Regions from separate parts of the Homo sapiens genome. Here region 1 is linked to region 2. The links are chromatin contacts, found by Hi-C or POLR2A ChIA-PET in ENCODE. All regions are on one chromosome and are shown on one strand. Each heading gives the region's core, a stretch centred on a gene start or an enhancer-like site at or near the end of the contact. The rest is flanking DNA. Distances are from core to core; before and after follow the strand shown. Region 1 has its middle 83 kb from the start of RTN4. Region 2 holds the start of MTIF2 (mitochondrial translational initiation factor 2).

What was found. A loop is a pair of places that touch in the nucleus more often than their neighbours do. ChIA-PET counts read pairs that join two places held with the same protein, here RNA polymerase II (POLR2A). Pooled maps may share reads with other maps.
Region 1: a loop to region 2 is called in a pooled map, with 6 times the contacts of the local background. The contact joins the enhancer-like site here to the promoter of MTIF2 in region 2. A Hi-C loop is called at or near these places in 6 of 50 pooled maps. POLR2A ChIA-PET finds 5 or more read pairs at or near these places in 4 of 52 experiments (PC-9, activated B cell, activated naive CD4-positive, alpha-beta T cell and 1 more).

What each region holds. Positions count from the first base shown.
Region 1 is chr2:55,132,381-55,135,208 of GRCh38, reverse strand. It overlaps a transcript of RTN4 not described here. Among named protein-coding and RNA genes, the nearest start is that of RTN4, 83 kb to the right of the region's middle. RefSeq lists enhancers at 1,022-1,316, 1,146-1,335, 637-1,549. Within about 2 kb of position 1,293, at least 23 of the 41 ENCODE cell types and tissues checked have a DNase peak (open chromatin) inside an H3K27ac peak, as active enhancers do.
Region 2 is chr2:55,267,926-55,270,857 of GRCh38, reverse strand. MTIF2 (mitochondrial translational initiation factor 2) reads left to right here and starts at 1,627. Exons shown (of 16, transcript NM_002453.3): 1 at 1,627-1,689; 2 at 2,119-2,280. RefSeq lists enhancers at 766-1,589, 1,535-1,684.

The sequences.
Region 1 (2,828 bases), core at 44-2,543, 140 kb after region 2:
CCAAAAAAACAAACATATAATCAATATAAAAATTACTAGTGAGATTTTAAAACTATTATTTTTGTGCCATCTTTGAAATCTTATGTGCATTAAAAACATTTTTTTAATAGAAATGGAGTCTCACTATGTTGCCCAGGTTGATCTTGAACTCTAGGCCTCAAGTGATCCTTCCCCCTTGGCCTCCCCAAATGGAATTGTAGGTGTGAGCCACCATGCCTGGTGCTATGTGCATTTTACACTTACAGCCCAGCTCACTTCCGACTCACATTTCAAGTGCTCAACAGACACATGTGACAAGTGGCTACTATGTTGGACAGCAGAGATCTAGACCCTCTAGTGAAGCCCCGATCAGAATTGTTTCCTCCTCAGGACTGGGCAAACCCTGAGTAAGTAACTCCTCGCATTTACTTCTGAAGCGGTTTTGAGTTGCCTCAAGAGCCCTTTTCGGTGGGCCCAAAAAGCTTGGGCACTCAGGGGGCTGCAGGTCAGAGGCTGGCTCTGGAGAATTAGATTATAAACCTAGAACTCTGTGTAAGCTCCCACCTCCCGCTTCACCCACCCTTTCTTCTTCCTCATTTAAACTTGAAGAATAATATTCTCTTTGCATATTTGCTTTCTGAGAACAGCTGTTTATGTCAGGAAGCAAACTGCACTTTATTGACTGCATGCAGGAAATTGGTGCTGCTCTGAGCTAAGGTGAATGCCTGCTGGGTGGGCATCAGCCTCTGAGAGATGGAGTGAGTCTGGGGGCTGTCTCTGGACTTTGGACCTGGGGGAGTCTTATTACTGAGTGGCCTTGGACCCCACACAGACCTTCTCCAAGTCTAGGATCTGCTTTCCCATTTCCTCAGCTTCTGTCAAGAGGTCAGGAGGAGTGGGGGGAAGAGGGGAATGCTGATGGTAGTGAGATAGGAGTTCACAAGATACAAATCATAAAGACCCCACAGATAAAACAGGATGCGGTAAAGAGGCAAGTGAAAATCAATCAAAACCCACGTGACCACAAAAGCAATCTCTGGTTGTCCTCTCTGCTCGTTATACACTAATTATAATAAATTAGCATACTAAAGGAAATGCCCACTAGCGACATGACAGTTTACAAAAGCCATGGCAACCGTCTGGAAGTTACCATATATGGTCTGAAAGGGAGAGGAACCCTCAGTTGTGGAAATTCCCCACCCCTTTCCCAGAAAGCTCATGAAAATCCACTCTTTGTTTAGCATGTGATTAAGAAATCACCATCAAAATAGCCAACCAGCAGCCTTTGGGGTTGCTTTGCCTGTGGACTCTCCACCCTTTCATTCCTTTACTTAATAAACTTGCTTTCACTTTGCTCTCTTGGCTCGCTCTTCCTGTTTGGAGCCAAGAACCCACATGACTTCCTGGGCTGAACCCCAATTTTGGGGTTCACCCTGTGACATCTTGACAAGCAGTGGCTTTATCAGCCGTGTGGCTGCTGGGTCTCCTTAGGGGTTATCTGGCAGGGGCTATGTTAAGGACGGTGAGAGCTATTTATGGTTCTGTCACTTAACCAGCTCAGGGTCCCTAACTAAGTTTCCCTTCTTCTCAGGGCCTCAGTTTCTCCCTCCATAGAATGGAGGAATTGGACTAGACACCTCAAGGGTACCTTACAGCCTTGTGAGGAACAGTAGTTCTAACGGAATTGAACTGAACACATACCGGTGTGGGCAGTATCCTGCATAAGGAGGAGGTTACAAGAAATACACATGACACAGTCCTCCCGTATTATTGGGAAGTAGATTTATACCTTTCTGACAATTTTTACAAGTATTTATTGCTTTTGCAAGTAAAAAAAAGGCAGGGAGAGGGAACAAATAAACTGAAAAATAAAAAGTAAACAAGCAAAAGACAACACCGCATTCTCCATGATGTGCTTATTTCACATTGCATGCCTGTATCAACACATCTTATGAACCCCATATATAAATATACTTACTATGTACCCACAAATTTTTTTATTTTTAGTTTTAGTTTTTTGAGACAGAGTCTCAGTCTGCTGCCCAGGTTGTAGTGCTGTGGCGTGATCTCAGCTCACTGGAACCTCTGCTTCCTGGGTTCAAGTGATTCTCCTGCTTCAGCCTCCCAGGTAGCTGGGATTACAGGCACCCACCAGCACACCTGGCTAATTTTTGTATTTTAGTAGAGACACGGTTTCATCATGTTGGTCAGGATGATCTTGAACTCCTGGCTTCAAGTGATCCACCTGCCTCGGCCTCCCAAAGTACAGGATTTACAGGTGTGAGCCACCACACCCGGCCATGTTTTTTAAAAATAATAATAATTAAAAAAAACAACAACAAAACTGGAGAGTGAGAACTAATTCCTAAAATGATCGGTATATTTATTTTTAATTTTCAATTTTTTTTTTTTTTTTGAGAGACGGTCTCACTCTGTGGCCCAGGCTGGAGTGCAGTGGCAAGACCTCGGTTCACTGTAGCCTCCACCTCCCATGCTCAGGTGATTCTCCCTCGTCAGCCTCTCAAGTAGCTAGAATTGCAGGCACATGCACCATCATGCCCGGCTAATTTTTGTATTTTTTGTAGAGACAGGGGTATACCATGTTGCCCAGGCTGGTCTCAAACTCCTGGGCTCAAGCAGCCTGCCTCCCTTGGCCTCCCAAAGTGCTAGGATTATAGGCATGAACCATCACTCTTGCCTTTTAATTTAAAAGGTTTTTTTTTTTTTGAGACAGAGTCTCACTCTGTTGCCCAGGCTGGAGTGCAGTGGCACCATCTTGGCTCACTGCAACCTCTGCCTCTTAAGTTCAAGCAATTCTCCTGCCTCAGACTCCAGAGTACCTGGGATTA
Region 2 (2,932 bases), core at 378-2,877:
TGAGAGGTGGTGATGGTTGTGGTCAAAACGACCAGCTGAAAGTCATAATGTCCAAGCAAGATGAGGGAAAGCTCTGGGGGCAGGCAGTAATAACCATAACAGCAAACACATACTATGAACCAGGCACTACTTATCAACAGTTTATCAACCCATTAAAAGCTTATTGCAGCCGGGCGTGGTGGCTCATGCCTGTAATCCCAGCACTTTGGGAGGCTTAGGTGGGCAGTCACCTGAGGTCAGGAGTTCGAGACCAGCTTGGCCAACATGGTGAATTAGTGAGGCATGGTGATGTGCCCCTGTAATCTCAGCTACGCGGGAGGCTGAGGCGGGAGAATCACTTGAACCCAGGAAGCGGAGTTTGGTTGCAATGAGCCGAGATCGCGCCATTGTGCTCCAGCTTGGGCGACAGAGTGACACTGTCTCAAAAAAAACAAAAAACAGTCTGGGAGAGGTGGCTAACGCCTGTCATCCCAGCACTTTGGGAGGCCGATGTGGGCGGATCATCTGAAATAGGGAATTCGAGACCAGCCTGACCAACATGGAAAAACCCTGTCTCTACAAGAAACACAAAATTAGCCAGGAGTGGTGGCACATGCCTGTAATCCCAGCTACTCGGGAGGCTGAGGCAGGAGAATCGCTTGAACCCGGGAGGCAGAGGTTGCGGTGAGCTGAGATCGTGCCATTGCACTCCGGCCTGGGCAACAAGAGCGAAACTCCATCTCAAAAACAAATAGAAACAAAAACACAACAAAAACCTTATTACAATCCTGTGAACTAGCTACTGTCATTACTATAATGTAGATGAACAAACTGGGACATGGACAGTTGACAAAACATTCCCAACCACACACTAGGAATGAGCTGGGATAGGAAACCAGGCACTCTGGCTCTATTACTCCTAATGCCATACACACGAGCTGACTTAGGAGAAAACAGAAAGTACTGTTCGCACAATACTAACTGGTTCTACCGCCACTGTTCGCTTGCATTTGTTTTTTCCTTCTTGTTAGGAACACGTATCTTTGAAGGAGGTATCATTTCTCCCACAATTCTCCATTTAACGTTTCCTACAGTGTTAAGCACCACCGAGGCCTCTCATAGCCCCAGAGAAGAAGTAATTTGCTTCCTAGAAATCCTCACTGTATCCAGATTCCCTCCCAGAGGAGCCATCAGTTCTCATGGGTGGCACTTTTTCTCCAGCTGATTACACTTTTTTTCTGTACCAGTTAATTTTTCCAACTTCTAATTGAATAAAGGCAGTTTTCTTAAAAAAAAAAAAAAGAGAAAGAAAAACGGAAAGGAAGGAAGAGGAAAGGAAGGAAGAAATGAAGAAAGGAAGGAAGGAAAGAAAGGAGAGGGACAGAAAGAAAAAAAGGAAAGAGAGAAAGAAAGGAAAGGAAAGTAAGAAATGGAAGGGACCTGCAGAAACGATTCACCACGCGCGGCTGACCCTGGGAGGAGCCACAGGTTGAACCAGCGCCTCCCAGGCTGGACGCCCGCCGCGGACACCGCAGACAGTCCCACCCCCAGCGGCGACAGCAACTCTCTGAATTCCGGAAAGAACCTTTTCCAGCGGGACCGGAAGCCCGGCGGGGACCGTAGCGGGGACGGACTGACCTACCGACCATTCTTCCGGGTCCAGAAGGTGATCTCCGCCCGTGCTCAGAATCCAGGGGCCCGGGGCTGTAGGTAGGAGTTAAGTGGGTAGGATCCCTTAACCAGGGTTGTCCGGTGCAGGTGGTGTGTGTTGTTTCGCCTAACGTGTCAGTGGCACAAATCACGCGAACTTCATAAACATTGTGCGTTCGGAAGCCTTTCCAAGATGCATTTAATCCCTGCGTGAGCCCACGTTAGGCATTCACGAAGGCATGTGCACTGTTCTCTCGGAAGCGGCTGGCCGGCTTCCCCTCCTCGCGCGCGGCTGTGGGTGCAGGTCCTCACTTCCCAGCCTCCCATGGGCCCAAGGCCTTCTGGGCTCCAATTTGAGGCGAGCCACCCCAGATCCGTAATTTTTCTGCAGTGATTTATTTTTACCTTTCTGGTAAGTTCCAAAGCTTCCAGCTCACATTCAGACGTTTTCCCTAACGCAACTACGTATTTGCAACATACTTTTTTCAGATTCCTTGACAAGGATATCCTAGCGGCGAAACAACACCGTACTGGGAGTCAGAACGTCTGGGTTCTAGTCTTGACTGCCATTAACTAGCGGTATGACATTGGAGAAGCTTTTTTGACCCTTCTGGATTTCCGTTTCCTTTTCTGTAAAATGAGGAGCTTGGAGTAAGTGACAAGTTTCCTTCCAGTTTTGACATTTGGGTTATTGCCTCCAATGTGTCTTTCCAGTTCCTGCCTCAATTACATATCTGTGCTTTGGTTAATATCTCGTAGGGTCCTTCCTCCCACTCCATTAATCTGTGCTCTTCTCAAATCTGGTTTCATACTGATTTAAAAATTATTTTCTCAAGGAATCCTGTGTTACCTGAGCACTCTACTTCTTGGTCCAGGGGCACAAACGTAAATAAGATATTTTCCATGTGCCATTCTTAGAAGTATTTAATGTGTGTAAATACTATTGAATGAATTTCCAAATCTTCTTTTTTTTTTCTTTAGACAGAGTCTCACTGTCGCCCAGGCTGGAGTGCAGTGGCCTGATCTCGGCTCACTGCAGTCTCTGCCTCCTGGGTTCAAGCGATTCTCCTGCCTCAGCCTCCCAAGTCGCTGGGATTACAGGCGCCCGCCACCGTACCCGGCTAATTTTTGTACTTTTAGTAGAGAGGGGGTTTCACCATGTTGGCCAGGCTGGTCTCGAACTCCTGACCTCAGGTGATCCGCCCGCCTCGACCTCCCAAAGTGCTAGGATTACAGGCATGAGCCATCACGCCCAGCCTGAATTTCTAAATCTTAATGTGTTTATTTCGTTGGCATTAAGTTA